Regions from separate parts of the Homo sapiens genome. Here region 1 is linked to region 2. Evidence: read pairs that join two places in POLR2A ChIA-PET (ENCODE). Cell type or tissue: PC-9. All regions are shown on one strand. Each heading gives the region's core, and the rest is flanking DNA. Links, peaks and the distances in the headings are about the cores only. Region 1 overlaps ADAMTS12 (ADAM metallopeptidase with thrombospondin type 1 motif 12). Region 2 overlaps SLC45A2 (solute carrier family 45 member 2).

Region 1 (16,792 bases), core at 3,848-11,847, 110 kb before region 2:
ATGGAGAATGGGTAAAGGGAGGAATCAGTGACACCAAATGCGGCCGTTTAGTATGAAATTTCATAATCTGATAAATCTGTTTCTGAAAATAGTTTATTGTCCTCCCAGCCAATTTAATTGCAGAACTATGAAGGAATGTCTACATGGAAATGTGCAGTCTGCAAGTTAGAGAAACGGTCTGGTAGGAAGCACTAGTGTATGAAATTCACTCTATTAAAGTAAATGTCTGAAATCTCTCAAGGAGGGAAATAAGCAAATCCAGCAACATACACCATTGGGAAAAAAGCTAAGAAGGTCATTTGTATGTGTTTGTTGAAAGGAAGATTTTCAGTATTTGATTATTTGAAAGGGCTTAAAAGCAAATAACAGGTATCATCAATAAAAAGGCAAACAGACAGGATGGCTGCAGTTTATGGAGACACACAAAAAAAACACATGCATACCTTCTCTAAATCCCCATTCATTTAGTCAGGGGTCTAGAACTTAACAGAGGCAAGGTGGCCACAGCCCCTCAGGAGCAGGGGCCATGCCTCCTGCCCCTACCCCTGCCGTCCCCAGGGTGCACTGCTGTCAGCAGCCCTGTCTGCATGGGTACTGTCCTCCCGGAACCGAGCAGGGAGCCTAATTCTTGTTTTGCCACTGCCCTGTTACACATAGATTTTAATCACCACCTTGGAAAACTCCACACTAACAATCTCTTAAGAGAATATTTATAACATCAAGGTCTCTTCATTCTTGACCTAAACTTAGAATCAACAAGGTCCATCCCCTTGAGATAGGAATAAAACCATCAACAATGCTAGCTGTCATTGTCTGTCCCAGCCCTTCTGTGGCCCAGAAAGCCTGTCTCTTCTCAACAGCTTAGATGAAAACACCAAAACAAGAGATTATTGCTTGGCACACTCATCAAGCAGACAAGAATTAAAGAGCATGAGAAGAACCAGCAGCTTTTCTGGTAAGAGCTATCCATGCCAAAGACACAGATTTGAACATAACGCAACACAGCAGAGAATAGGGGAGCAGAAAAGGATGACAATGAATGGGTACATTTGGCCAAATGACCCATCTTTTTTGGCTTCCAAGTTCCCATGTATCTTCTCAGTCTTTTCCTGAATCACATTGTCTAAGATTCCTCTTCCACTCCTTCACCCATCAACATTGATTAGAGCAGCATCATTCCCTGCTACTGTTTTAAGCATCATTAGGCTTTCGACAAACAATTTGCCACAAGGATGCAAGACATAAAAGGGTGAACTCAAATAGAATTAGTGTCTGTGTTTAATGGGTCAATGCTTCTCAAATTTTAATGCACATACAAATCACCTGGGGATCTTGTTAAAATTTAGGTCTAATTCAGCTGACCAGGGGAGGATCTGAGAATGTGCATTTCTAACAAGCCCTCAGGTGATGCCAATCCTGCTGGTCCCTGGGCTGCAAGGATCCAGTTCATCCAAAGTAACAGCTCTAAAGAGGCAAAGTCTTGTCTAAAGTAACACAGTGCATAGTCGAGCTAGGACTTGAGCTCAGCTCCTCCAACTCCCAAATTCGGTGGAATTGCCCTTTATGCAAAATATGTCAAGCCTCCACATGGGTTGTCTGGTTAAAAATAAATCAGTCATCTTATACTGAAAGATCACCTCCAATGACCAAGTAAAACAATTTTTCAGTTACAGGACATAAAAACCAGGCCTCTTGTTTTCCCATTTTTCAAAGTCCTTATTAATATCTGTAAATCAATGGGGACATTTTCAAAAGGGATTAGCTCTCTTTAATATTTAAGCTCCCTACCTGTGATTCATATTCGGTCAAAAAGAACAGAAATATTAATCCATGAATATCTGGAGGGAGGCTCTGGACACCTAGTCTTCAGTTTATGTAATGAAAACAGAGAAGAGATTCAAAGTAAAGTCTCCAGAAGAGATAAACACCAGAAGGGAGTAACATCTGTGGGCTGCATTTGTGTAGACCCTTAAGCCAAGTCACTAACCCTATAATAGAGAATCTGGCCTCTTTCCCCAGTAATAGCAGAGATCATTCTCCATTCCTTCTCCTGTACCATCCCTAGACCATAGGAAGGTCTGCTGATTCAAGACCCAGCAGAAAGAAGAAAACAATGCTGCTTCTTAAAACATAGGTTCTTCAATTCTATCCCTCCCATCTCTAATTGGTCATGATGGGAACTCACAAAATAAACCTGATGAACTGAAAAGTAAGCAGAAAGACAAAAAGGGAGGGAGGGGGAGAAAAAACCATTCCTATTTATGAGGCTGCAGCACAAAGCACTGATAGCGACAGGAGGAATTTCCGCCAGCCAGAGGCCCCATTCCAAAGTCTCATGTCTGAGTAAGCATGGGTCTTACCAGGCAACCCCCAAAGGTCAGAGGTCAGAGAGAATTCCTCATCCTGGGGGGCAGAGTCAGGGGATAAGCAGAACATTTATTTCCCTCCCCCTGGTGAGGGACAACAAACCCTGACACACAGGCATCCTGCAACTCAAATCAGTGATTTCTGCCAGTGAGCCACAAAGTTCCGGATCAGGAAACAAGGCAAGAAGCCTCACTGGGCAAGTTTTCCCACACAGCTCTGCCAGTAGATTTCATTCCTCAGCTACATCACCCCAGGCTTTAGACAGCATTCAAGAACAAGAGGGCAGAAACGGTCACATTCTTTGATTGTATGGAAAAGGAACCAGCAGAATTTTCCATCTGGGCCAAGAACTGAACTGCACTTAAAAGAGTAACGTGGTATGAGGCATGTCCCCTCTCTCAATGGAGGCACCATCAGATGGCACACATTTTAAATGTCACTAATCCTCATTTGTAGCATTCACACAGCTAAACAGAGAGAATGCTTAATCCTTGCATTTCTGGAAATTAGAATCTAAGGAAGTTTAACAAGTTCAAATTATTATAACAGCATATCCTAGGACAAATTGATTCCTTGCTGGTTAGAAGCTGGAAAGCTATTCCAAAGCTCCATGGTGTCCTACATGTTAAAAGAAGGAAGATTAAATTTCTTTTTGGAGCAGACATTCTATTTGTTCTGGTGATTAAAATAAAAATTGTCTTCATCTCGATGTAAAGGTGGTTAAACAGGGAAACGAGTCATGTTTGCCTTCGAACATGACTACTGGGTTTATATTTCAGCAGAAATGTGTCACTGCAGTTTTGCATATTTGTATGGGAGAAATGTTTTTTTTCTCTGCATATTTATAGAATGTGAGTCTTTATATAATTGTATCTTTTTTGTTGTTGTTGTTTTTGAGACAGGGTCTTGCTCTATTGCCCGGGCTAGAGAGCAGTGGCATGATCACAGCTCATTGCAGCCTTGCATCAACCACAGTCTCAAGCAATTCTCCCACCTCAACCTCCGACGTAGTTGGGACTATAGGCAAGCGCCACCACACCCAGCTATTTTGTTTGTTTGTTTGTTTGTAGCGATGATGCCTCACTACGTTGTGTAGGTTTGTCTCCAACTCCTGGATTCAAACAATCCTCCTGCCTCAGCCTCCCAAAGTGCTGGGATTACCAGCATGAGCCACTGTACCCAGCATAATTGTGTCTTCTTGAGAAGGCCTCCCAACTTGTATTCCAGCACAAACAGTTCTTCACTGGAGATAGAAGCAAAACCTGAATGATTTCGAGAAATAGACACAGACTTATTCTTCACCTTGAATCAAAGGAGAGACTGGATAGAGAATTGGTCAGGACCTGCTGTAGCTCAGTGGAAAAGGATCTGTTGAATAATACACACACATCCCCCGCAAAACCTCCCTGCACTGCTGTTTGAGACTAAATAACTCAGGCTTTGGAAAACATGCTGGTGATGGACTATTGTGTCCTGGGTGATTGTCATCTGGGAACATAAAGCTGGGCCAAATCCTATGGGTAAGGGGCTATATGACTCTTATAGTCACACATATTTGTGCAAATTGCAAGAAGTCATGCAGGGAAGGCAGGTGAAATTGTAAAAGGTAGCCCCTCCAGAAAAAGTGGCAGCCAGTGGGATGATTTGCACCTTTAATCCCAGCCATTTGGGAGGCTGAGGTAGGAGGATCACTTGAGCCCAAGAGTTCAAGTCCAACCTGGGCAACATAGTGAGACCCCATCTCTAAATTTTAAAGGATTTCTCAAAAAAAAAAAGCATACAAGTAGCAAATACGTATATGAAAAGGTGGAAAACTTCACTAAATATCTGGGAAATGCATATCAAAACCACTAGATATAGCCCTGCACCTGTCAGAATGGCTATTATAAAAAAGACCAGGGATAACAAGTTTGGCCATGATGCGAAGAAAAGAAAACCCTTGTATCCTGCTGGTGGGAATGTAGATTGGTACAGCCATTACAGAAAACAGTGTGAAAATTCCTCAAAAACTAAAAGTAAATTACCATATGATTCAGCAATTCCACTTTTGGGTATATACCCAAAGGAATTGAAATCACTGTCTTCAAGAGATAGCTGCAATCTCACGTTTATGGCAGCACTATCCACAATAGCCAAGATATGGAAACAGCCTAAATGTCCACTGACAGACAAATGGATAAAGAAATTCAATACATGTACACGTGTGTATATGTGTGATAAAATATTACACAGCCTTTAAAACGAAAGAAAACCTGTCATGTGTGACAACATAGGTGGACCTGGAGAATGCCACGTTAAGTGAAGTAAGGCAGCTGCAGAAAGACAAATACGGCATGATCTCACTTATATGTGGAACCAAAATAGTCAAACTCACAGAGGCAGAGAGTAGAATGGTGGTTGCCAGAGCCTGGGGGAAGCGGGAAATGGGGAGATGTTGCACAAAGGGTACAGAGTTTCAGTTATGTAAGATGATTAATTTCTAGAGATCTAATGTAAAACAATGTGACTGTTGTTAACAATACTGAAGTGTATACTTGAAATTTGCTAAGAGGGTAGATTTTAAGTGCTCTCATCACAAAAAAAAAAAAGAAAATGGTAAAATGGTAATTAATATGAGGTGATGAATATGCTGATTCACTTGACTGTGGTTATTATTACATATATATGTATAACAGATCACCAAGTTGTACATCTTAAATATACACAATTTTTGTTTGTCAATTATACATCAGTAAGGCTGGAAAAGAAAAAAAACTGAAGCTCCAAAGCAAAGGGAATTTGATAAGTTCAGTTAGAACTGAAACCTCTCTTATGTTCCTTGAGAAACACACAAAAAATTGGAATTATATTTACTTCTGCCTCTTAAAGACTAAGTTAGACGTTAGAGCAAAGGAAACTGCCAGAGACAGAGATAAACATTATACAATGATAACCATGTCGCTTCACCTGGAAGACCTAAGTGTATAGCAATCCCAAATGTATATGCATCAAACAACAGAGATGCAAAATATGTGAAGAAAATCTGATAGAACTGAAAGGATGAATAGACAAATTCACAATTATGGTTGGAGACTTCAATACTTCTATCTCTCAAAAAATGACAGAACAACTAGACAGAAAATCAGCTAGGGTAAAGTAAAAGAATTCAACAAGACCATCAGCCAACAGTATCTAATAAAACATTTATGAAACACTCTCTCCAACAACAGCAAGACACACATTCTTTTCAAGATGGAACTATAAATTTCAAGAAACTTAAAAGAATTGAAATAATATAAACTGTGTCCTCTGACTACAATGAAATTAAAATGGAATTCAATAACAGAAAGATAACAGGAAAACCTCCAAGCACTTGCAAACTAGACACTTCTAAATAATCCATGGGTCAAAGAAAAAGTCTCAAACAAATTAAAAACTTCAGTGAACTAGATGAAATCAAAATGTAACATATCAAAACTGTAAGACACAGAAAAAGCAATGCTGAGAGGAAAAGCTAAAGCACAAAATGCTTACAGTAGAAAAGGACAAGTCCAGGTGTGCTGGCTCACGCCTATAATCCCAGCACTTTGAAAGGCCAAGGTGGGAGGATTGCTTGAGCCCAAGAACTCAAGACCAGCCAAGGCAACATAGTGAGACCCAATCTCTACAAAAGATTTTAAAAATTAGCCAGGTGTGGTGTTGCACACCAGTAGTCGCAGCAACTTGGAAGGCTGAGGTGGGAGGATTGCTTGATCCCAGGAGGTTTAGGCTGCAGTGAGCCAAGATTACACCACTACCCTCCAGTCTGGGTCACAGAGCAAGACATCATCTCAAAAAAAAAAAAAGAAAAGAAAAAAGAAATTGCCAACAACAAAAAAAACTTGAGACCTGGTTAAGATGGCCAAATAGGAATGGCTCTGGTCTGCAGCTCCAGTGAGATCAATGCAGAAGGCAGGTGATTTCTTCATTTCCAACTGAGGCACCCAGCTCATCTCATTGGGACTGGTTAAACAGTGAGTGCAGCCCACAGAAGGCAAGCAGAAGCAGGATGGGGTGTCACCTTACCCGGGAAGCACAAGGGGTCAAGGAACTCCCTCCCTTAGCCAAGGGAAGCCGTGAGGGTCTGTGCCTTGAGGAACGGTGCACTCCAGCCCAGATGCTACACTTTTCCCATGGTCTTCACAATCCGCAAACCAGGAGATTCCCTCAGGTGCCTATGCCACCAGGGCCCTGGATTTCAAGCGCAAAACTGGGTGGCGGTTTGGGCAGACACTGAGCTCACGGCAGGAGTTTTTTCATACCCCAGTGGCACCTGGAATGCCAGCAAGAAAGAACTGTTCACTTCCCTGGAAAGGGGGCTAAAGCCAGGGAGCCAAGTGGTCTAGCTCCCCAGATCCCATCCCCACAGAGCCCAACAAGCTAAGATCCACTGGCTTGAAATTCTCGCTGCCAGCACAGCAGTCTGAAGTTGATCCGGGATGGACTAGCTTGGTGGGGGGAGGGGCATCCACCATCACTAAAGCTTGAGTAGGTGGTTTTCCCCTCACAGTGTAAACAAAGCTGCCAGGAAGATCAAACTGGGCGGAGCCCACCGCAGCTCAGCAATGCCACTGTAGCTAGACTGCCTGTCTAGATTCCTCCTCTCTAAGCAGGGCATCTCTGAAAGAAAGGCAGCAGCTCCAGTCAGGGGCTTATAGATATAACTCCCATCTCCCTGGGACAGAGCATTTGGGTGAAGGGGTGGCTGTGGGCACACCTTCAGCAGACTTAAACATTCCTGCCTGCTGGCTCTGAAGAGAGCAGTGGATCTCCCAGCACAGTGCTCAAGCTCTGCTAAGGGACAGACTGCCTCCTCAAGTGACTCTCTAACCCCCATGCCTCCTGACTGGGAAACACCTCCCAGCAGGGGTCGACAGACACCTCATACAGCAGAGCTCCAGGTGGCATCTCGTGGGTGCCCCTCTGGGACAAAGCTTCCAGAGGAAGGAACAGGTAACAATCTTTGCTGTTCTGCAGCCTCTGCTACTAATATCCAGGCAAACAAGGTCTGGAGTGGACCTCCAGCAAACTGCAGCAGACCTGCAGAAGAGGGGCCTGACTGTTGGAAGGAAAACTAACCAACACAAAGGAATAGCATCAACATCAACAAAAAGGTCATCCAAACAAAAACCCCATCCAAATGTCACCAACATCAAAGACCAAAGGTCGATAAATCCACAAACGTGAGGAAAAACCAGCACAAAAAGGCTGAAAATTCCAAAAACCAGAATGCCTCTTCTCCTCCAAAGGATCACAACTCCTTGCCAGCAAGGGAAGAAAACTGGATGGAGAACGACTTTGATGAATTGACAAAAGTAGGCTTCAGAAGTTAGGTAATAACAAACTCCTCTGAGCTAAAGGAGCATGTTCTAACCCAATGCAAGGAAGCTAAGAACCTTAAAAAAAGGTTAGAGGAATTGCTAACTAGAATAACCAGTTTAAAGAAGAACATAAATGACCTGATGGAGCTGAAAAACACAGCACAAGAACTTCGTGAAGCATACACAAGTATCAATAACCAAATCAATCAAGTGGAAGAAAGGATATCAGAGATTGAAGATCAACTTAATGAATAAAGTGTGAAGACAAGATGAGAGAAAAAAAGAATGGAAAAGAATGAACAAAGCCTCCAAGAAATATGAGACTATGTAGAAAGACCAAACCTGTGTTTGATTGGTGTATCTGAAAGTGTCGAGGAGAATGGAACCAAGTTGGAAAACACACTTCAGGATACTATCCAGGAGAATATCCCCAGCCTAGCAACACAGGCCAACATTCAAATTCAGGAAATACAGGGAATACCACAAAGATACTCCTTGAAAAGAGCAATCTCAAGACACATAATTATCAGATTCACCAAGGTTGAAATGAAGTTTCAATCTTCATTTTAACCTTAATAAAGTTAAGTGCAGCCAGAGAGAAAGGTCCGGTTACCCACAAAAGGAAGCCCATCAGACTAACAGTGGATCTCTCTGCAGAAACCCTATAAGCCAGAAGAGTGGGGGCCGATATTCAACATTCTTAAAGAAAAGAATTTTCAGCCTAGAATTTCATATTCAGCCAAACTAAGCTTCATAAGCAAAGGAGAAATAAAATCCTTTACACACAAGCAAATGCTGAGAGATTTTGTCACCACCAGGCCTGGCTTACAAGAGCTCCTGAAGGAAACACTAAATATGGAAAGGAAAAACCGGTGTCAGCCACAGCAAAAACATACCAAATTGTAAAGACCATCAACACTATGAAGAAACTGCATCAACTAACAGCCAAAATAATCAGCTAACGCCATAATGACAGAATCAAATTCACACATAACAATATTAACTTAAAGGTAAGTGGGCTAAATGCCACAATTAAAATACACAGACTGGCAAATTGGATAGAGTCAAGACCCATCAATGCGCTGTATTCAGAAGACCAATCTCACATGCAAAGACACACATAGGCTCAAAATAAAGGGATGGAGGAATATTTGCCAAGCAAAATGGAAGAAAAAAAGCAGGGTTTGCAATACTAGTTTCTGATAAAACAGACTTTAAGCCAAAAAAGATCAAAAAAGACAAAGAAGGGCATTACATAATGGTAAAGAGATCAATGCAACAAGAACAGCTAACTACCCTAAATATATATGCACCCAATACAGCAACACCCAGATTCATAAAGCAAGTTCTTAGAGACCTACAAAGAGACTTAGACTCCCACACGATAACATTGGGAGACTTTAACACCCCACTGTCAATATGAGACAGATCAATGAGACAGAAAATTAACAAGGATATTCAGGACTTGAACTCAGCTCTGGACCAAGCAGACCTAATATACATCTACAGAACTCTCCACCCCAAATCAACAGAATACACATTCTTCTTAGCACCATATTGCACTTATTCTAAAATTGACCACATAATTGAAAGTAAAACACTCCTCAGCAAATGCAAACGAACAGAAATCATAACAAACAGACTCTCAGACCACACTGCAATCAAATTAGAACTCAGGATTATGAAACTCACTCAAAACCTCACAAGTACATGGAAACTGAATAACTTGCTCCCAAATGACTAATGGGTAAATAACGAAATAAAGGCAGAAATAAAGAACATCTTTGAAACCAATGAGAACAAAGACACAACATACCAGAATCTCTGGGACACAGCTAAAGCAGTGTTTAGAGGGAAATATACAGCACTAAATGTTCACAGAAAAAAGAGGAAAAGATCCAAAATCGACACACTAACATCACAATTAAAAGAACTAGAGAAGCAAGAACAAACAAATTCAAAACCTAGCAAAAGACAGGAAATAACTAAGATCAGAGCAGAATTGAAAAAGATAGAGACATGAAAAACCTTTCAAAAAATCAATGAATCCAGGAGCTGATTTTTTGAAAAGATTAACAAAATAGATAGACCACCAGCCAGACTAATAAAGAAGAAAATAGGGGAAAATCAAATAGACACAATAGGGGAAAATCAAATAAAAAATGATAAAAGGGATATCACCACTGATCCCACAGAAATACAAACTACCATCAGAGAATACCATAAACACTTCTACACAGTAAACTAGAAAATCTAGAAGAAATGGATAAATTCCTGGACACATACACCCTCCCAAGACTAAACCAGGAAGAAGTCAAATCCCTGAATAGACCAGTAACAAGTTCTGAAATTGAAGCAGTAGTTAATAGCCTACCAATCACAAAAAGCCCAGGACCAGATGGATTCACAGCCTAATTCTACCAGAGGCACAAAGAGGAGCTGGTAGCACATTTTCTGAAACTATTCCAAACAATTGAAAAAGAGGGAATCCTCCCTAACTCATTTTATGAGGCCAGCATCACCCTGATACCAAAACCTGGCAGAAACACAACAAAAAAAGAAAATTTCAGGCCAATATCCCTGATGAACATCAAGGCAAAAATCTTCAATAAAATACTGGAAAACCAAATCCAGAAGCACATCAAAAAGCTTATCCACCAAGATCAAGTCGGCTTCATCCCTGGGATGCAAGGCTGGTTTAACATATGCAATCAATAAATATAATCCATCACATAAACAGAACCAACGACAAAAACCACATGATTATCTCAATAGATACAGAAAAGGCCTTCGATAAAATTCATCACCCCTTCATGCTAAAAACACTCAATAAACTAGATGTCGATGAAACGTATCTCAAAATAATAAGAGCTATTTATGAGAAACCCACAGCCAATATCATACTGAATGGGCAAAAGCTGGAAGCATTCCCTTTGAAAACCGGCACAAGACAAGGATGCCCTCTCTCACCACTCCTATTCAACATAGTATTGGAAGTTCCAGCCAGGGCAATCAGGCAAGAGAAAGAAATAAAGGGTATTCAAATAGGAAGAGAAAAAGTTAAATTGTCTCTGTTTGCAGATGACATGATTGTATATTTAGAAAACCCCATTGTCTCTGTCCAAAATTTCCTTAAGCTGATAAGCAACTTCAGCAAAGACTCAGGTTACAAGATCAATGTGCAAAAATCACAAGCATTCCTATACATCCATAATAGGCAAACAGAGAGCCAAATCATGAGTGAACTCCCATTCACAATTGCTACAAAGAGAATAAAATACCTAGGAATCCAACTTACAAGGAATGTAAATGACCTCTTCAAAGAGAACCACAAACCACTGCTTAAGGAAATAATGAGGACACAAACAATAACACAAACAAATGGAAAAACATTCCATGTTCATGAATAGGAAGAATCAATATCGTGAAAATGGCCATACTGACCAAAGTAATTTATAGATTCAATGCTATCCCCAGCAAGTTACCATTGACTTTCTTCACAGAATTAGAAAAAACTACTTTAAATTTCATATGAAACTAAAAAAGAGCCCGTAGAGCCAAGACAATCTTAATCAAAAAGAACAAAGCTGGAAGCTTCACACTACCTGACTTCAAACTATACTACAAGGCTACACTAACCAAAACAACATAGTACTGGTACCAAAACAGATATATACACCAATGGAATGGAACAGAGGCCTCAGAAATAATGTCACACATCTACAACCATCTGATCTTTGATGAATCTGAGAGAAACAAGCAATGGAGAAAGGATTCCCTATTTAACAAATGGTGTTGGGAAAACTGGCTAGCCATATGCAGAAAACTGAAACTGGACCACTCCCTTACACCTTATACAAAAATTAACTCAAGATGGATTAAAGACTTCAATGTTAGACCTAAAACCATAAAAACCCTAGAAGAAAACCTAGGTAATACCACTCAGGACAAATTTACAAGAAAAAAGCAACCCCATCAAAAAGTAGGCAAAGGATATGAACAGACACTTCTCAAAAGAAGACATTTATGCAGCCAACAAACATATGATAAAAAGCTCATCATCACTAGTCATTACAGAAATGCAAATCGAAACCACAATGAGATGCCATCTCACACCAGTTAGAATGGCCATCATTAAAAAGTCAGGAAACAACAGATGCTGGAGAGGATGTAGAGAAATAGGAATGCTTTCACACCATTGGTGAGAGTGTAAATTAGTTCAACCATTGTGGAAGACAGTGTGGTGATTCCTCAAGGACCTAGAACCAGAAATACCATTTGACCCAACAATCTGATTACTGGGTATATACCCAAAGGATTATAAATCATTGTACTATAAAGACACATGCACATGTATGTTTATTGCAGCACTATTCACCATAGCAAAGACTAGGAACCAACCCAAATGCCCATCAATGATAGACTGGATAGAGAAAATGTGGCACATATGCACCATGGAATACAATGCAGCCATAAAAAAAGGATTAGTTCATGTCCTTTGCAGGGACATGGATGAAGGTGGAAACCATCATTCTCAGCAAACTAACACAGGAACAGAAAACCAAACACCGCATGTTCTCACTCTTAAGTGGGAGCTGAACAATGAGAACACATGGACACAGGGAGGGGAACATCACACATCAGGGCCTGTAGGGGGTTAGGGGGCTAGGGAAGGGATAGCATTAGGAGAAATACCTAATGTAGATGACAGGTTGATGGGTGCAGCAAACCACCATGGCCCATGTATACCTATGTAACAAACCTGCACATTCTGCACACGTATCCCAGAACTTAAAGTATTAAATAAAAAAAAAAGATCAGAGCCAGATGAATTCACAGCTTAATTCTATAAGACATTCAAAGAAAAATCAGTGCTAATCCTACTGAAACTATTCCAAAGATTGAGAAACAGAAAATTTTCTTAAAATCATTCTATGAAACCAGTATCACCCTGATACCAAAACCAGGAAAGGACATAATAATAATAATAAAAAGAACTACAAACCAATATCCCTGATGAACACAGATGCAAAAATCCTCAACAAAATACTAGCAAACCAAATCCAACAGTATATCAGAAAGATAATACACCATGATCAAGTGGATTTCACCCCAGGGATGTAGGGACGATGGAAGTCAATATATGTGATATATCACATAAACAGAAATAAAAACAAAAACCATATGATCATGTTGATAGATACAGAAAAAGCATTTGATAAAATCCCGCATTGCTTTATGATAAAAACCCTCAACAAACGAGGCATAGAATGGACATACCTCAAAATAATAAAAGCCATATATGACAAACCCACAGTCAATATCATACTGAAGGGGGGGAAGTTTAAAGCATTGCCTCTGAGAAATGGAACAAGACAAGGATGTTCACTTTCACCACTTCCATTCAACATACTACTGGAAGTCCTAGACAGAGCAATCAGGCAGGAGAAAGAAATAAAGCACATCAGAAAACAGAAAGTCAAACTATTGTTGTTCACTGATGATATGACTGTATAACTAGAAAACCCTAAAGACTCCTTCAAAAGACTCCTAGATTTGATAAACAAATTCAGTAAAGTATCTGGTTATAAAATCAATGTACAAATATCAGTAGCATTGCTATACACCAACAACGACCAAGCTGAGAATCAAATCAAGAACTCAATCCCTTTAACAATCGCTACAAAAGCAAAATACCTAGAAATACACATAACCAATGAGATAAAAGAGCTCTACAAGGAGAACTATAAAACACTGCTGAAAGAAATCACAGATGATACAAACAACCAGAAACATATCCCATGCTCATGGATTAGAAGAATCAATATCATGAAAGTGACCATACTGCAAAAGTAATCTATAGATTCAATGCAATTTCTATCAAAATACCAACATCATTTTTCACAGAATTAGAAAACAATCTGAAAATTCATATGGAACCAAAGAAAGAGCCTGAATATCCAAAGCTATCCTAGGCAAAGGTATCACATTACCTCACTTCAAGTTATACTACAAGGCTATAGATACAAAAAGAGCATGGTACTGTTATAAAAATAGATACATAGGCCAATGGAACTGAATAGAGAACCCAGAAATAAAGCCAAATACTTACAGCTCACTGATCTTTGACAAAAAATACAAAAATAAAACTTGGGGAAAGGACATCCTGTTTAATAAATAAATGGTGCTGGGAAAACTCTAGAGCCACATATAGAAGAATTAAACTGGATCCCCATCTCTCACCTTATACAAAAATCAACTCAAGATGGATCAAAGACTTAAATTTAAGACCTGAAACCATAAAAGCTGTAGAAGAAACCTAGGAAAAACTCTTATGAACATTGGCCTATGCAAAATATTTATGACTAGGACCCCAAAAGCAAATGCAACAAAACAAAAAATATATCAGTAGGATCTAATTAAATTAAATGGCTTCTGCATAGCAAAATAAATAATCATCAGAGTGAATAGAAAACCCACAGAATGAGAGACAATATTTGCTAACTATGCATCTAAAAAAGACCAATGTCCAGAATCTACAAGGAACTCAAAAAAATCAGCAAGAAAAAAAGATAACCCCATCTAAAAGTGGGCATATGAAATGAACAGACATTACTCAAAAGAAGATAAGTGGCCAATAAACATATGAAAAAATGCTCAACATCACTAATTATCAGAGAAATGAAAATTCAAACTACAATGAGATACTATTTTACCCCTGCAAAAGTGGTCATTATTTAAAAGTAAAAAAAAAATAAATAAATAAATGTTGGCATAGGTGTGGTGAAAGATGTGGTGAAAGGCAATGCTTATACACTGCTGGTGGGAATGTAAATTAGTAAAACCTCTATGGAAAACAGTATGGAAATTTCCTAAAGAACTAAAAGTAGATCTACCATTTGATCCAGAAATCCCACTACTGTGTATCTACTCAAAGGAAAAGAAGTCATCATATAAAAAAGACAACTGCATACGTGTGTTTATTGCAGCACAATCCACAATTGCAAAGACATGGAACCGACCTAAGTGCCCACTGACCAACAAATGGATAAAGAAAATGTGGTATACATACACCATGAAATACTATCCAGCCATAAAAAAGAAGAAAATAATGTCTTTTGCAGAAACTTGGATGGAGCTAAAAGTCATTATTCTAAGTGAAGTAACTCAGGAATGGAAAACCAAATACTGTATGACCTCACTTATAAGTGGAAGCTAAGCTATGGATAATCAAAGGCATATGGAGTGGTATCATGGACTTTGGAGACTCAGAAGTGGGAGGTTGGAAGGGAGATGAGTGATAAAAAAAACCACATATTGGATGGTGTACACTAGTTGGGTGATGCGTGCACTAAAATCTCAGACTTCAACACTATACAATTCATCTATGTAACCAAAAACTACTTATACCCCAAAAGCTATTGAAATAAAAATACACACACACACACAGCACAAACACACACACACATATATAAAAAGTTTTTAAACAAAAATTATGCAATGTTGGGTGTACTGTTATATATATGTCCACAAGTTAAAATTATTAATTGTGATGCACAAATCTTCTAGATTCTTACAGAATTTTTTTATCTGCTTGTTTTATCAATTATACTAAGTCAAATGTAATATTAAGTTTGATATGGTTTGGATTTGTGTCCCTGCCCAAATCTCATGTGGAACTGTAATCCCCAGTGTTGGAGGAGGGGCCTGATGGGAGGTGATTTGGATCATGGGGAAAAATTTTCTCCTTGCTGGTCTCATGATAGGGAGTTGAGTTCTCATGAGATTTGGTATTTAAAAGTGTGTAGCATCTCTCCCTCCATTCTCTTTCCTCCTCTGGCCGTGTAATATATGCCTCCTTCCTCTTTGGCTTCCACCATGATTGTAAATTTCTTGAGGCCTCCCCAGCCATGCTTCCTGTACAGCCTATGGAACTGAGTCAATTAAACCTCTTTTCTTTATAAATTACCTAGTCACAGGTAGTTCTTTATAGCACTATGAGAATGGACTAATATAGAAAATTGGTACTTAGAAGTGGGTCATTGCTATAAAGATACCTGAAAATGTGGAAGTGACTTTGGAACTGGATAACAGGCAGAGGTTGGAACAGTTTGGAGGGCTCAGAAGGAGAAAGGAAGATGAGGAAAAGTTTAGAACTTCCAGGAGACTTGTTAAATTGCTGTGACCAAAATGCTGACAGTGATATGGACAATCCAGGCTGATAGTGACATAGAAGTCCAGGCTAAGGTGGTCTCAGATGGTGATGAGGAACTTGTTGGGAACTAGAGCAAAGGTCACTTTTGTTATACATTAGCAAACAGGTTAGAGGCATCGTGCTCCTGCCCTAGAGATCTATGGGACTTTGAACTTGAGAGTAATGATTTAGAGTATCTGGTGGAATAAATTTATAAGGAGCAAAATGTTCAAGATGTGGCCTGGCTGTTTCTAGCAACCTATGCTTATACTGTGAGCAAAGAAATGACTTGGAACTGGAATTTACATTTAAAAGCAAGTTTGTCCAACCCATGGCCCATTGGTCACATGTGGCCCAACACAAATTTCTAAAATGTCTTAAACATTATGACATTTGTTTGCAAAAATTTTTTAGCTCATCAGCTATCATTAGTGTCAGTGTATTTTATGTGTAGCCCAAGACGATTCTTCTTTTTCCAATGTGGCCCAGAGAAGCCAAAATATTGGACACCTCTTTTTAAAAGGAAAGCAGACTGTAAAAGTTTGGAAAACTTGCAGCCCAGCCATGTGGTAGAAAATAAAAACCCACTTTCTGAGGGAGGAATTCAAGCTAGCTGTAGAAATTTGTGTAAGCAAAGAGAACTGAATGTTAATAGTCAAGACAATGAGGAAAGTGCCTCAAAAGCATTCTAGAGACCTCTGCAGCAGCTGCTCCATCACAGACCCAGAGATCTAGGAGAAAAGAATGGTTTTGTGGGCCAGGCCCAGGGCACTACTGCCCTGTGCAACCTTGGGACACTGCTCCCTGTGTCCCAGCCACTCTAGCTCCAGCCATGGCTAAAAGGGTCCCAGACATATGTCAGGCCACTGCTCCAGAGGATGCAAGCTGTAAG
Region 2 (16,792 bases), core at 3,808-11,807:
CCCAACAGCTTATTATGTGGTTGCAAACACTCTAAGTAACTTTACCTGAATTAGCCCCTGCAACCTGCACGAAACCCTTGTAGGTAGATGGAATTATTTTATCATTTAACACAAATGTAAATGCCCAAAGTCATGCAATCCAGAGGTGGTACAGCCAGGATTTAAGCACTGTGCTCTTAATCTTTAGGTTACCCTATAGCAAGTAGCTATTTGTGATTCACTGAATGAATAACACAAGTCAGCAGCTAGAGGAACCAAGATTTGAACTTAAGTCTTCTACAACATTTTGTCAATCAAGAAATCCTCTGTTCTATATCCCTGAGGTTTTGGCATTCAATTTTAGCTTGAAGGAAAATGCAATTATTTCATCAGTGTTGTCCAACAGAACGTTCTACAATGATGGGAATGTCTTACATCTGCACGTCCTATATTTTAGCTAGAAGCCCTATGGGGCCTTTGAGCATTTGAAATGTAGCTAATGCAACTGAAGAAATGAAGTTCTAATTTTATTTTTATTTTAATTTAAATAGCCCCACGGGATTATTAGCTACTATATTGCTCAGCTTAATTCTAGTCTCTTCTCTGATCATTTCATCTGAACATGGTCTCATTTCTCTGGCAGTTAGTTGAGTTTTATTTCAAATTTTAAGCTGATGAATTCACTGTGCAGTTCGCTGAAAATGAACGAAAATATCCAATCAACTCATGACAGGCAAATTCGATATGCCCAACTCAGTCACCAACCCAAGGATGCTACCATTTGGAGGAAAAAATTTCTAATTTATGATCCTAATCTAAGGGGATATTTCTTCTGGCCTAAGGATGATTTTAGGCTTCTCTTGTTGCCTAACCTTTCTCAACTGGCTTCATCTTCCCTGGTTGGATGCTACCTGAGAGGAGTAAGAGACAGGAGGACCAGAGGAAAATGCAGACATTTTTCTTTGAGATATAAAATTTTAATTCCAAGGGATGATAGCTACGGGGGATTTGGGAATTCAGTTAGACCCCATGAAACTCTTCTCGTCAAACAGACAAAACAAACAATTAAAAAAACAACAACAACAACAAAGAGCAAGAATATTTTCCCTTGTAAAGAAAAAATGTTGCATCTTTACCTGTTCAGCATGATTTTTGTTTTTTGCTCCCTGCATTGCCAGCTCTGGATTTACGTAACCATTTTTAACTTTCTCGATAGAACCATACTCGTACATTCCATCTGATGACAATGGAGGGTCCTGAGGGGTTTGCTGTGGGGGAATGCCCTTTGCAACCTCTGTAAGTGGGGCTTCAGAGATACTGCACAGATGAACAGTAAAACACAAAGTGAGCACCAATGCAGAGAAGAAGAACATGACCTGGAATTCTGTACCCAACAGTCTTCCCAGCTCCAGATGGGCCCAGTCTATAGCACCCAAAAGGTAACCCAGGGCACCTCCAAAACCTGGAAAGCAAGAAAAGCTATGTTAGCATATTTAGCAAATTATCGTTCATTTTCCTCATGCATAGACACTCCCCTTCAGTGGGAAAACTCCCTGAAGACAGCAGAGGCAACCTGGATATAATTGGAAAAGCAATACAGCAAGAGGCTGAAAAACACACAGCCAGGCAATGTGGGTTCAAGTTTTGGCTCTAGCATTTACTTGCTGTGATCTTGGGCTTCCTCACCCAGAATATGGAGGTAATAGTAAAAGAGTAACCTACTAGTAGGGTCATGATTTGAAAATAGAAAGTGTTCAGGATGGGGCCAGACACATAGCAAGGGCTTACTAAGTATTGCTACCATCAGAGATACTGTGACCTTTCCAAAGTGCATTCTCTAGACTGCTTTTGAACTTAAATTTCTGACCAGAAAAAGCCCCAAAGAAAACCAATTTCTGGCAGCAATAAAATTAAATGACTTGCAGTTTCTTATTATTAAGCTTCCTGGGATGACGTAAGCTTGCAAAGATGAAACACCCTCAAAAGCTGTCTTTCTTCCTCTATTAGAAGCTCAAGGTACTTGTTCCCAGTTGATAGCTGGGAACAGGAAATAATGAGAACAAAAGTTTAAACATGAATTTTTAAAAATCCTATTATCGTTTCCCAGGACTCCAACCTGAGGTCTTTTTGGTGCTTGTTTTATCTTCTCAGGCTTAAACATTGTGTCACTTGAGGGATACTGAGGAAAGGCTCCTCAAAATCTATTCAATCCTAATTATCTGATATTTAAAATCCCATTATTAGTTATTCCTTTTTTGAGTTTCTGTTTTAAAATACACGTGTTCCTGGTATGGGCAAGAAATTACTCAGCACCAAAGTAGTAACTGTTCCTCAGATGTTCCTTCTGGTGCAGACATCAGTGACTTCTGATAAAGGTGGGGAGATAGCATGGTTGGGGAGGGGGCAGTGGACATATTATGGGATGTCGAGGGAATTAAAGAGTTGAGTGCTGGACACATCCACTACATATGTCACAAACTTATGTAGGACTGATCCTCCTGTCAAAATTCTTTAAACGTCAAACTCCCATCATGCCTACCAACCACAACTTATCTAGCTGAACAGATCAGCTTTCATTTTTGTTTTTGATTTTTTTTGTGTGTGTGTATGAGTGAAGTCTCTATTTTATTTCTCAGATAAGGACAATATCTTCACAAGCTAGAGAATCAAGGAAGAAAATAGAACTAAAGGAGTTCCTCTCTAACCCTAAACATCTAAAGTTACATAAACTCTGACCTCAAGAACACAAACCTGAATGTCAAGTACCATGAATCCTAATTTATTCAAATTAGTGAGAGAGTAGACAATTTTGGTCACTTCATATTCTGGTTAGTTGCAATTTAACATAGAGCCTATTTAAGGAGGACCAACAATCTAATCATTGGATTCCAAAAATAAAGCATCATTAGCATGTCCTGAATGCTGAAGTGTTTTAAGGCAGAATTACAAGAAACTGTGGCCAATGGGGCACAGTGAAGTAAGACATATAGTCTCTGGAAGCAAGAAATTTATGGCCTAGTTATATGTGATGAGCATATACATAAACAGATAAAGGACAGATGATGGTGAAGTGCCCAGGATTTGAGAGAAAGAGAAGGTCCTGAAACAGCCACACTCTACGACTGATTCAGAAGAATGTTCTGGGATTTGTAGTGCCTCTGGTTATTATTAGACAATGACTATTCAATTGTAGAGAGGCAGAAGGTATCAGAAGTCATGCGTCAAGCCAAGCAATCAACCAATAAGAATGTATTAAGTCTGCTCCCCAACCCATTACGACAACCAAAAATGTCTCTAGATATTGCCAAATATCTCTGAGGGAAGGAGGTTGAAAAGTGGCCCCTAGTTTAGAACCCCTGACCTAAGTCAACCCTATGACAGACACATTCCTTTTTCGAAACTATCATTTGTAAACAGATCAAGGGTTTTCACATTGCCATTCAATTTCTTATCACTTATGCCTCTATCTTTCAAATTTTTGTTCAACTGAGCATTACTCATTGCCTCAGTTGGAAGAATATAGAGCAGAAGACCCCTGCTCATTTGAAAGAATTGATATGTGAAATAAATCCTCCACTGTGCAATGGAATGGTAGTTTTATTTTATGGAAAAAATATAAGGATATGCATATAATGATGGATTTGTATTAGAGACTAATTTGGAAAATGGAGTCCTACAATTGGGGAGTTTCCTGATGCAGTTGCATGTCTACTGGTTTACTTTAGTTCAATAAACATGTATCGAACACTAAATATATGTAAATGACTCTACAAACTTCTGGGGATATAAACATAAAAAAGACACAGTTTCCCATTTTTTTCCCCAGAAGGTGGTTTCAAGTGGGAGAAGCACATAATGGGAGAAGCTACTTTCTTTTTTTTTTTTTTTTTTTTTTTTGAGACGGAGTCTCGCTCTGTCGCCCAGGCCGGACTGCGGACTGCAGTGGCGCAATCTCGGCTCACTGCAAGCTCCGCTTCCCGGGTTCACGCCATTCTCCTGCCTCAGCCTCCCAAGTAGCTGGGACTACAGGCGCCCGCCACCGGAGAAGCTACTTTCAAAACAGTAATAAATGATAAGCTAGAACTCAGAGCTGGGTACTCAGAGTACAGAGGAGTTTCAAAGAGTCATTATTGGTGCTAGTTAATAGTAACAAGGTGATGTCGATTATTAGTAAATCTGACAGGATTTCTCTTCATTAGCAATGAAAGTTATAAGAGTTCAATATATCAATGAATTCAAAAATTTTGGATGTAAAAGGAGATTTGAAGAGTTAGATCAGAAAGCTATGAGCTTTAGTGACTCTGTGATGGAAGACCACACAGAGGGAAGAAGAGATTTGGAATCGTGCCTGATTTCCATTCCTATCTTTGTGCTTTCTAGTCACATGCTCTTGGGCACTTCTCTGAGAAACAAGGGTGGTGCTGCCTCCTCATCTGAATTTAGTGAGGATTAATGCAAATAATCCACGTCAAGCCCCAGCACATACCATGGCAGAACCAGACCCAAAACTGAGCTCCCTGCTGACTTCCTATAGTAACCCTAATTCCAAAGCCTCCCCTAGAAGCAGAAGATAGCTACTGCACTGAACTGGCTGAAGGCAGCCTGCCTGGAACTTGCTGAAAGGATTTAGTCATTTTAGGCCCAGTGATTAGAACTAATGGATTATTCTGAGGGCTGAGACCTGGGCTTACCCCTGACCCTATTGTGGCATGTAGCAAGTATCAAGAAAGTAAAATATATCTCAAACTTGGAAAGTGTAAAAATTGCAACTGCTTGACTTTTAAAATATTCCTCTAGAGCAGCCTTCTTAAACTTTAATGTGCACGCAAATCATGTGGGCACCTTGTTAAAATGCAAGTTCTGATTCTGAAGGTCTAAGGTGGAGCCTGAGATTCTGCATTTCTTTCAAGCTCACCACTGACACCAATGCTGCTGGGCCAAGCATCACTCTTTTGAGTGGCCAGGTGACAGCAGTTTCTAACTAACTTCCTTTCTTGAGAAATGGTACTTTGTTGTCACAGGATATTTGACCCACAATTCATAACTGATAAAGCACAGTGATTTGCAGTCCTGTAAAATTAAGGTAGTTTGCAGATATGAATAGGGTTTTTGTTGCCTGGTAGGGAAATTACTCCAAAAGTATTACAGAGGGGTTATACTTTTATAACCCCTTGTCTTGTAGAAGGTTAACCAGGTTCATATTTAGTCTAGCATTTTTTATTTTGCTAGACACACACACACACACACACACACACACACACACACACACACACACATTTCCTGCAAGAACCTGGGGGAAACTCTTCTTATATCTTCCCCATTGGTTCCTTTATTAATGTGTTAATTTAAAACCTTGACATAATCTATAACTTAGAGAATTATTAGCACTCTCTTATCTTAGGGAAGGGGGTAAAAAAAAAAAAAGGGAAGAACTGTCTTATTTGTCCCAAAGCTACTGTTTTGAAGTAGTTGTAGCTGCAAGTTAGAATAGTACAACACGACATGCCAGGAAAGCAAAGTGGGCCACTGGGGGAATTATCCTAACAGAATATTAAGACACTGGAAAAAAATATTTAAACTTTATCTATTTGCTGCCTCAGATATGATGAGGGCCAGTAGAGGGCTGCAGGAATTCATTAAAGGCCTTTCTTTTGCTTCTTCTTCTTAAGCCAAGGGTTTTATCTTCAAAGACAATCTCCCCAACAAAACCTAATTGCGCTATGATAAAGGCTGATAGTTTTACCATTTTACCACCTCCCACACCTACATCCAGACTGTATTTACCTCTGCTGCCAAAATCAGCCTCTGTGAGGCCACTGGAATCAATCACCAGGCTATTGGGCAAGCCATAAGCCAGAGCATTCGGAGGACATCTGCTGCCACATTAGATAACAAGCTTTTACAAAGAAGGGCCAGAAGTGGTCCAGCTGGCCCCTTCCTCACCAAGCCAGGCTGTGTTGTCAAACTCAGCAGAATAAATGGCTTTAGAAGACAGATGTCATATTTCATAACTAATGATGCAACTTGAACAGTGGCCCATACTGGAAGAAGTCCAAATATATAGAAATATGTAAAAAATTGTCTTTAGTCCACAACTATGACAGGTAAAATGGGAAATTGGTAAACTGTCAGTACCAAGGAATCTAAAGGATGAAAGGAAACTCAAGAGAGTCCATCTAAATCAAACTCTGCACCTACCATCTGCCTGTAATTGCCTGCAGGCATCAGGTGTGTGGCTTGGCAAGCTCAGCACCAGGGCTGACACAGCTCAAGTCATGAGAGCTAGCTATGTGCTGTTTGCTACTTTACCTCTGAAGGAGGACAGACTAAAGAACTCCCATCTTCCCATGGGGTTCATGAGAAAGTCGTTCTGATTCTTTTCTACATGTTGAAAAAAATAGCAATGAAAGTGTCAGATTAGGTGCATGCTTCCTACTTATTCCCACCAGGTACATACTAAATCCTGGACAGTTAACATAAGTACCAGCTACTCTCTCTCTCTCTCTCTCTCTGTGTGTGTGTGTGTGTGTGTGTGTGTGTGTGGTGTCCTTGACCCATTTGTTTATCAATAGAAATTGTTAGAGCACCTATCTTCACCAGGAACTGTGCTAAACACTTGAGATACATCAATGAGCAAGACAGACATGACCTCTGCCCTCTTGGAGGCTGAGTACAGAAAAAGCAGTCAAAATGATACATGTGTTGTGTTCCCAATGAAAAGAAAAAAAAAATTTTAAATTAAAATAAAAAAAAAATGATACATATGCTCTGGTCAAAGACCAGCTTGACCAGACAAGCTGATCTGATATTTCTTTAGGTTTACAAAGCAACTTTTCTCTTCAAAGATGCTGAGATAATATATTTAAAATATTGCTCACTGTTTCCATCCACCTACCTCTAATCCTGGCATCCCTTTCTCTCATTGGGCCCTTCTTTCACATTTAAGCTGGGCCAGGATGCCTCGTTGCTTTGAGGACAGTATGTAACAGTAGAGAGCAGAGAAATAAGAATGGTTTGTCTTGCTTCAGAGTTCCGAAAGCCCTTAGGCTGCGAAGGCATCGAGAGTAGATTCATTAGAAAATGTGCTTTAAGAACCAGGCTTCCCAGGCTAGACAGAGCATTCATGATGGGTGCACACATATTGGTAAATCCCTTAGGCGGCGATGGTCTTGCTGCCTGCTTGATGGGCCTAGCTAGAGTTGGAGGGTGGGAAGAGAGGAGCAGAGCCTCCCCTGGAAGGCTTGAGGGATCCAAGAGCAAGAAGATAGGTGCCTCATTTCCTGGTCAGACCCCATGGAGGCAGTAAGAATCCCAGGAAGAAAAGGCTGTGCAGGAGGTCAGGCATTAATTGGCCTCGTTCTGGAGCCATTTATGGCTGTCTTGAGCTTTCTTAAAGTTTACAGAACTAATATTTCCAGTTCTAAGTTGTAATGGCTCAGCACACCGTGAAGCGTTTTGCAAAATGCTTTAACTCCTCCTAGTGGTGACCAGGGAGCACAGGGCACAAATGCTAGAATGAAAAAGCTGCAGACTAGAAGTCATCAGCTGAGTTAGACAGCCCCTGTGAGCCACTGCAAACCTTCTCGGTCCCCACCTGCCTCCCTTGCTCCAGCAGCTGCTGCAGTGACCAAATCTAAGCCAGCTCCGGCCAGCTTTGCACTGGACAGGTGCATCTGGATGGTGCCTAAACTGAGGGAAGACAGAAACAGCTGGGGTTCAGGGCTTACAAAACCCATGGTACCACCCTTAGTCAGTCAGTACAGACTGGATTAATCTTCCCTCATTCATCCCCTACATGGAGAGTTCTTTGGTGCCCTTCCTAAGCCTCCTCAGAGCCAGCTCTGTAATGCTTATTGTTTGGCCTGTTCCTGTCCACCATTTCCTTACTCTTGCTCTCTAGAATCCCTTCCCAAATAAACTATCTGTATACAAACCTCTGGGGTTCAACTTTTAGAGGAATCCAGACTAACTCATGAACCACATCTTTGGTTAGCTGGTTGGCTGACTGGCTTGTTGGTTGGTTGGTTGGTTGGTTGGTTGGTTTTACCCCTAGTCTACCACTAACCAGCTGTGTGACCTTGGGTTAGCCACTTTACCTCTCAACAACACAGCTTAATCATTAATAAAATTAAGATGTTAAAACTGAATATCCATCTCACCAATATTTTTTGAGCACCTTCCATATTCCAAGCACTATTCAAGATAGTGGTGGTCAATGAACAGGAAACACAATGTTCTTGTACTTGAGGAGTTTATGTGATGGTTAGAGAGACAGACAATAAACAATAAACAAATAGCACTTCTCATCATGGTGGACCCTAGAGATAAGATATTTCAGGACTACAGCAAGAAGCTGCCAGAGTGCATGGAGATGGGCACCATCTTAAGGAGCTAAGGGAACAATTCAAAGAATTTACCAAACCGTATGAAAAGTCTGAAAATGATCTGAAGGCCCTAAAAAGTGTTGGGCAGATTGTGAGTAACATGCTTAAACAATTAACTGAAGAAAAATTCATTGTTAAAGCTGCAGATGGACCAAGATGTGTTGGGAGTTGTCGTCGACAGCTTCACAAAAGTAGCTGAAGCCAGGAACAAGAGTTGCTTTGGATAGGGCTACACTAACTATCATGAGATATTTACCAAGAGAGGTGGAGCCACTGATTTATAACATGTCTCATGAGGATCCTGGGATGTTTCTTATTCTGAGATTGGAGGGCTATCAGAATAGATGTGGGAATTGAGGGGTTACCACTTACAAACCCAGTTATTCCAACTTGTAGGAATAATACCTCCAAAAGGCTGTTTGTTATGTGGACCACCATAAACAGGAAAAACACTCTTGGCACACAAGCTATTGCTGGCCAGCTGGACTGCAACTTTTTTCCTTTTTTTTTGTTTTTTGGAGACAGGGTCTCACTCTATTGTCCAGGCTGGAGTGCAGTACTGTGGTCTTGGCTCACTGCAACCTCCATCTCCCAGGCTCAGGTGATCCTTCCACCTCAGCCTCCGGAGTGGCTCAGACCACAGGTGTGCACCACCATGCCCAACTAATTTTTAATTAGTTAATTAATTATTTTTTATTTTTTATTTTGAGACGGAGTCTCATCTGTTGCCCAGGATGGAGTGCAGTGGCGTGATCTTGGTTCACTGTAACCTCCACCTTCTGGGTTCAAGCGATTCTCCTGCCTCAGCCTTCTGAGTAGCTGGGATTACAGGCATGCACCCCCATGCCTGGCTAATTTTTGTGTTTTTAGTACAGACGAGATTTCACCACATTGGCCAGGCTGGTCTCGAACTCCCGACCTCAGGTAATCCACCCACCTTGGCCTCCCAAAGTACTGGGATTACAGGTGAGAGCTACCACACCCAGTTACCCAGCTAATTTTTGTATCTTCTGTAGAGATGGGGTTTCACCATGGTGCCCAGGTCCACCTGCCTTGGCCTCCCACAGTGTTGGGATTACAGGTGTGAGCCACCACACCTGGCCAGGACTGCAATTTCTTAAAGGTTGTATCTAGTTCTATTGTAGACAAGCACATTGGTGAAAGGGCTCATTGGATCAGAGAAATGTTTAATTATGCCAGGGACCATCCACCATGCATCATTTTTATGGATGAATTAGATGCTATTGATGGTTGTTGGTTTTCCAAGGGTACTTCAGCTGACAGAGAGATTCAGAGAACTTTAATGGAGTTACTGAATCAAATGGATGGATTTGATACTCTGCGCAGAGTTAAAATACAACAGACCAAATACACGGGATCTTGCTTTGCTGCATCCAGGAAGATTAGATAGAAAAAAATACATATTGATTTGCCAAATGAACGAGCAAGATTAGACACGTTGAAAATCCATGCAAGTCCCCTTACAAAGTATGGTGAAATTAATTATGGAGTAATTGTGAAGTTTGCAGATGACTTTAATGGAGGAGACCTGAGAAATGCTTGTACTGAAGGAGGTATGTTTGCAATTCATGCTGATCATGGTTTTGCAAAGCAGGAAGGCATCATGAAAGGTTAGAAAGTGGCTGATTCTAAGACGCTAGAGCTTAAATTGAACTATAAACCTGTGTAATTTACTTTTTGATGGCTATATAAAAGACATTGGCTTAATGTGAAAGTGAAGTTAAAGAAAATACTATACGTATTGCCAATGATCTCATTAAAAGTGTATGAATAAAAATATGAGTAACATCATACAAATTAGTATAATAATTCAGTAATCCAACTTTTAGGACTGATATGGAAGTATGTATGTTTGCTAATATCGCATTTATTGCAGCAGAAGTTACAAGAGAAGAATGTGTTGAAACTTTTCGTATTTGCTAGGTGAGCATTTTGTAAAACATTGAAAATGGTTTGAGGTAGTAGGATAAGAAAGCATTTTTGTGACTTATTTTATATCATTTGTTTCCCTCATTCTAAAAAGTTGAATAAAATCTGTTTGATTCAGACCTACAGAAATAAATAAATGAAAAAATAATACAGTGTCAAGTAATGATGGGTACCTCTGTGATGGGAGTCAGGGCTGGGGGTGTGTGTTTGCGATCAGAGTAACAAAGCAAGGAGGCCAAAAGCCAACTGCCAATTGGTACCTGGGAAAGCACTTTCGAGCAGAGGAAACAGGGAGGACAAAGTCCCCCAGATTCCCACTTCTCTAATCTGACTTGGAGATTCTTTGAGAGTTGTGTTGATCCCATTTGAATGGAAAAGAGATGGCAATTTGGAGACTTAATCACCCTAAATTGCATAAATCACCCTTTTTATCCACAAGCTGAAATCCCTGTATCCTTGGTTTCTGCCCTGGCCATATCCTTTCCAAGCTGCCTGAATGAGGAGATGTGAAAGTCTACCATGGGTGGAACTTCAAAGGTTTTGTTTGATGAAACAAAACCACTCATCTAAAGATGAAAAAGAGAAAAGGTTAAAACAGTCTCAAACATGAAGTGACTCCTTTCCTCTGTGTAAAAGGTTTAGTCAAAGAGTCTCTTGTTTCAATTTCGTTTTTAAGACTCTTTTCTTAGCCCTTAATTATTTGCTATTTAGAGCATTTGTTGCATGTTCGCATTTTTTGTGCATACTTTGAAGTATTAAAAGACAAAAGTTAAAAGAAGTTGATATCTGACAAGTTACCCATTCTTCTTCCAAGGATGTAATGGGGCAAGTTTCTCACTGAGTCATTACAAATAAAATGTTTGCAGGCGTAGTGAGGATAGCGGAAATCAAGTAAATATAAACATTTGGCGTTTCATCTCTTTGGGTTAGATGAAATCCTTTAGATGGTTCATTGTGCTGTGCCTGTGACCCTTGCAAGGTGGTTATTAACTAACATGGTGCAGAGATTTGCAAGCCTGTGAAGGAATGAAGAAAGCTCAGAAATGCTGAGGCTACTCTGCAGTGAATAGGAGGAACCAGGAGCTGAACAGGGCTGGCCTTTCCTGTCATGCCTGATCCCAGCCTCCCGCCAAGCAAGAAAGCCCACTGCTAAGAACAGCAAAGTCTTGGGTTCAAGTAGCAGAAATACGCTTGGTTAGACTCCCTGGGCACAAAAGGATTTCCAGTCTTCCCTGGTGAGTACCACTCTGTTAGCTCACTCGGTTCCACAGCCTCAGGTGCACCCAGGAGTGAAGGATCTGTGTGGTGAGAAGATGCGGGTGGACCCACCAAACCTACCATGGCTACCACATATGCCAGGGATGGAGGAGGATAGAGTTGCCTTTAAATATGAAAGATAGAAGCTAGAGGAATTAAATGTCTCCCTAGGAGCCAGTACAGTCTTTTCTCTAGAAAATCCCAAAAAAATGTCAGAAATATGCTGGGAAATATTTTGGTAATGAACCCTTGGATGCTTATTTATGAAGCATTTGGAAATGCTGGAACAGAACCACAGCAGTGAAACAAAAAAAAAAAAAGAATTTCAGTTTACTGGGATGATTGGATTCCTTGGGTGAATAATATTTTGCTGTTGATGAAAAATCAAAATGGGCCCTGACACTGAACATGCCTCTGCCGGAAAACGTTTGCTTCAAGTGGAATGCTGTAGTTATCTCTTTGTCAAGGGCATGTAAATTCAAAAAGTTTGGCATGTATGCAAAGACAGGGCAGAGGGACAAGGCCCTGCTTGTTATTTTCACTCATCTTTTAATGCAGTTTTTCATTCAGAGTGAGGATACCACAGTGGGATCACATATCCCACATTTAACTCACCAGAATTCAACTATTCACACTTTGAACACAGGGAGAAAGAGAGAGATTGCAAGAAAGACAAGAGTAACATTTTAAATAGTATGGGTAATTCTATTAATTTCAGGAGTAAACATTAAAGGAGAGACAAATCTGCATATATATATGTGCAGGTTTGTACACACAAAACAAAGCATATTGTATTTTATGAGTAATCTGAGAGATATTTACGAATAATGTCGATTGTCATTGTCACTGAGTTGGGGACTTTAGAATCTAAGCCTTAAACAAAGTGAGAGACTCCACTGCACTGTCCTAAAAGAGGAAGATGTTTTAAGTTGTTTTTCTAGTTGGGGAAAGAAATTGCTCTGAGCCATCCACACAACCTCTGCTGCTTCCATATGAGCAAAGACATGCACGGGAGACAGTCGGCTGAGGTTCGGGGTTCAGTGCTGGTCATGAGACAAAGTAATTAAATGAGCATATTTGTCTAATTGATGCAATTTGTCGTGTCATTTAAAACCATGAATTATAAACAGGGTTATGTAACCCTCGGGTCTCCTTTTACACAACTAACATGTTTAAGTGCCTGCTAACAGCAAGGCAATGAATTAGAAGCCATGGGGAATTTGCAGGTAAACCCTCATGGGAGAGTTTACGAATCTTGCAGGAGGGGTAGATAAATACCTTGTAAATTACAATACAGGGGAGAGAGTGAACAAATGTGCAGATCAGGTAAAATTGCGAGCAGGCATGTATATCACTCCAAAATATAATTATCCTTTAATTATTTACTCATATATGGGACTTTAAAAGCTCTAATTCATTTTCTTATAATAGTCTTGGTCTTTAATTATTCTTATTAAGCTAACATTCAACTGTGTTTGCATTTTATGTGATAGCTACCAGCTTTGTCTATTCAATTGTAATTGCTCCTTCCTTTTTGCTAATAAAACCCCAATGTGGTTTAGGGAGATACATGACCAACTCCCAGCAAAACCCTCACTTTTCAACCTCCTTAGGCCACTGAATGCTCACATAACCCAATTCTGCCTAATGAGAAACAAGCAGAGCTCTGGGAGAGGGGAGGTTTCTAGGGCAGATTTGCTTTCTTCATTTAAAGAGTGAATGTAGGCTCTTTCCCCATTCCCCCTTCCTTCTCCCTGACCCTCCTCTCCCCTCCTCTTGTCTTGAAACAAACAAGAGCTATGGACCCGTAGCAATTGTCTTGCATCCAGGAGGCAATACATCCTTAAAGCTGCCAAGGAAACATTAAATTGTTGGCTCTGACATCTAGCAGCTCACTGAAAGCCAGCAGACACGTACTCCCAGACTTTTTGTTACATAAGAAAAATAAACATCTGCCTTGAAGCCACTGTTTTGTGGGCGTTAGTGACTTGCAAACAACCCCTTCCTAATCACTCTATTCCCTAAGCATATACCAAGTGCTGATAGGGAAGGGGCCGAGAACACGGGGAAGGGCTGAAGGAAATCAACCTGGATTTTTGGGTGGCAGTACCAGTCCCCCAAAAAGATCATTAAAGTGCATATAACATTGTCTCTCATTCACACATCCCTTATCCTCTCACTCATTCACACGTATGTTACCTCTGGACAGCCCCCTTCCCTCAAGAAGTTTATGGTGTAATGAGTATGATTAGAAATGTATTCAAATAACTAACATGGAAGGTGGAAAATGGCAAAGGCCAAGAAAGAGACATAAGAAAGTAGCCCTTTAGGGCTGGACTGTTTATCTAAGCTGGGAGGTGGTAAAATGTTTTCCTCAGGGTGTGAGCCAACTTTCCCTTTGCCACCAACTGCCCCTCCCTCCAAGGATGGGGTGGAGGTTGGAGGGGTGAGGGGGGTGGGGGAGATTTTTTTCCCCTCCCTGCAGGACAGGGGTGGAGGGATTTTAGAAGATCTTAAAGGGAGCATTCTGCATGAGAACCTGAGAACAGCTAGATTGGAACACAATACTCCAGTTCCATAACTGCTCTTATGAACACAAAAAGACCTTTTGTGTTTTTCTTGTTTATTTGAAAATTCTAGAATATCTTCATTATGCAAAGAAGGAAAACAAAAGGGATTGGGGAGGAGGGAAGAGAGAGAAAAGCATGTGTGCTCCATCCACATCCCATCCAAGCTTCAGGAGCTGGACTCAGCGGCAACAAGGGTAAAAGTGAAAGGGCTCAATTATGGGCTCAATTGTGTCCCTGTACTCCCGATTCCTGTGTTGATACTCTAACCCTCAATGGGACTGTATTTGTCGACAAGGCCTTTAAAGAGGTAATTAAGGTTAAATGAGACTGTAAGTGTGGAGCCCTAATTCAAATCCAATAGGACTGGTGTTCATGTAAGAAAAGGAAGAGACAGTGAGGGTGCAGGTGCACAGAAGAAAGGCCACATGAGGACACAGCAAGAAGGCGGCTGTCTGCCAGCCAGGAAGAGAGGCCTCACCAGAAACCAACCCTGACAGCTTCTTGATCTTGGATTTCCATACTCCAGAACTGTGGGAAAATGAATTTCTGTTTACCTAGTCAGTGACATTCTGGCATGGCAGCCCAAACAGACCATAAAGGCCCCAGGAGGAGATGAAAATTCAGGATGTATGTGTGATCAACTGCAGCCTCAATGGTCTCTTCCTGATGGAGTTATCTACCTCACTGGCACCTTCATGTTCATCTACTCAATAAACTTTTGTGCTTTGATTATTTTGTGGATCTAGTCCCCGACCAAGTTAGAAATTAAGTATACCTGCAGTTTCGAAGAGAATGAGGGCCCTTGTTCCTAGAAAATGAGTGAGCATTTCCAAGCAGCTTTGATCTCCACAGGCAGAAAAGGAGAAAGAAACTTTCGATGTGAGCAAAGACCCAGAACCTGAAGAAGGAAGGGCTGGCTCCTTCATTTGTCCCATTGGTATTTATTTTGAACACCTACAATATGCAAGGCAGTGGTAGAGGAGTGAGGGATGCAGGGAATAAAACAGACCTGCCCGCTGCTCCTGGAAACATGATGAAAAATTATTCAGAGCACAGAGAATGTGGAAGGAGTAATGGGAAGTAAAGCTTGGAGAGTAGGATGGGAACAGATTGTGGCAGCTTTGAACCTCTGTCTAGGAAAATATTATTTACCCATGAGGCACATAGGGAGCCACTGAAGCTCATCAAGCAGGAAAGTGTCCTGATCACGGCTGGCTTTTAAAAATATGAATCTGGAAGCTATCAGTTGGCTCAATTGGAGTGGGAAGAAACTGGAGACTGGAGAACAGTTAAAGGATGAGTACTGCAAACCAATAATAAAATTCTAAGGCCTCCAACTGACTGAGTGGACACCCTTCTTGGCCAAGAGGATCCCAAAGAAACCTGAAAACCTAGTTCAGGCCATGATGAGAAGGGAGGTGTTGGACATACCCTGTTATAACCCTTCCCTTTGGAGTTTAGACAGAATTAACCAGCATTAACATTAAAATAGAGATCTTAAGACTGCCATACAAAACACTCTTCATAGCAATAGGATGCCAAATTCCAACCTGACTCTGGTATACCATCACATGACAGATAACAGACCCTGAAGAAAATTAATGCATTTTACCCAAAATATATTTCTTTGATATATCTTGGAATGGCCCTGCAAAGCCATCTTTTGTGGGGGATTTTTTTTCCTGTAGAGAACCTCCTTCCCTTACCAGTTTTTTTTTAGAGAGCCTGACACCTTCTAAGACTCAAAAAGAGACATTTACCATCTATTCTCTCTGAAACTTGCTATCTGGAGGCCTCATCTACATAACAAGAACCTTGGCTTCCACAATCCTCCTTAACTCAAGCATTTCTTTCTGTTGACTTCAACTCTTTAGGCAAAGCTTAACTCTGAATCAATTGCCAATTGAAAAAGTTTTGACTCTACCTATAACCTGTGAGCCCCCCTCTTCAAGGTGCCCCAACTTTCTGGGCCGAACCAATGTATTCCTTACATTTATTGATTTATATCTTTGCCTGTAACTTCTAGCTCCCTAAAATATATAAAACCAAGCTATAACTCAAACAACTTGGGCAACTGTTCTGAGGACCTCTTGAGGTTGTGTTCCAAGCCATAGTCATTCATATTTGGCTCAGAATAAACTTCTTCAAATATTTTAATTTTTTTCCATCAACAGTACTAAAGCTCAGATGAGATGTACTAAGAGCCTGAATGAAGGTAATATTAAAATTATTGATGTTTGCTGGCACCATACCATATACTAATATCAACAGAAAATCTCAAAAGGGATATATTGTCTGAAACTCATAAAAATACTGTCAATGAAAAGAGTCAAACTCTGTAAAATATTTGAAGAGATATATTCTGAGCCAAATATGAAGACCATGGCCTGTGACGCAGCTCTAGGAGATCCTGAAACATGTGCCCAAGGCAGTAGGGCTACAGCTTGGTTTTATACATTTTAGGGAGACATCAGACATCAATCAATACATGTAAGATGTACATTGGTTTGGTCTGGAAAGGCAGGACAAATCAAAGTGGGGCTCCCAGGTCATAGGAAGATTCAAAGATTTCCTGATTGGCAATTGGTTGAAAGAGTTATCTATAGACTTGGAAGCAATAGAAGAGAGCGTCTGGGTTAAAATAAGGGGTTG

Evidence for each region. Peaks named below come from ENCODE experiments on the same cell type or tissue, not always from the same donor. Only the 100,000 strongest peaks of a DNase experiment are listed, where the experiment ranks them.
Region 1: POLR2A ChIA-PET joins it to region 2 with 8 read pairs; 2 of 35 experiments call an interaction of 5 or more read pairs at or near these places.

Annotation. Positions count from the first base shown.
Region 1 is chr5:33,852,480-33,869,271 of GRCh38, forward strand. The region is part of intron 2 of ADAMTS12 (ADAM metallopeptidase with thrombospondin type 1 motif 12); the gene reads right to left. Among named protein-coding and RNA genes, the nearest start is that of ADAMTS12, 31 kb to the right of the region's middle. In PC-9, for the core only: no CTCF peak of the experiment used is centred there; a DNase peak (open chromatin) is centred at 6,922; H3K4me3 peaks cover 418 bases; H3K27ac peaks cover 2,863 bases.
Region 2 is chr5:33,962,576-33,979,367 of GRCh38, forward strand. It overlaps SLC45A2 (solute carrier family 45 member 2), which reads right to left. Exons shown (of 7, transcript NM_016180.5): 3 at 1,116-1,441. It also overlaps the pseudogene PSMC6P3. Among named protein-coding and RNA genes, the nearest start is that of SLC45A2, 14 kb to the right of the region's middle. RefSeq lists an enhancer at 15,421-16,313. In PC-9, for the core only: CTCF peaks have their summits at 7,478 (motif pointing left) and 7,692; a DNase peak (open chromatin) is centred at 7,436.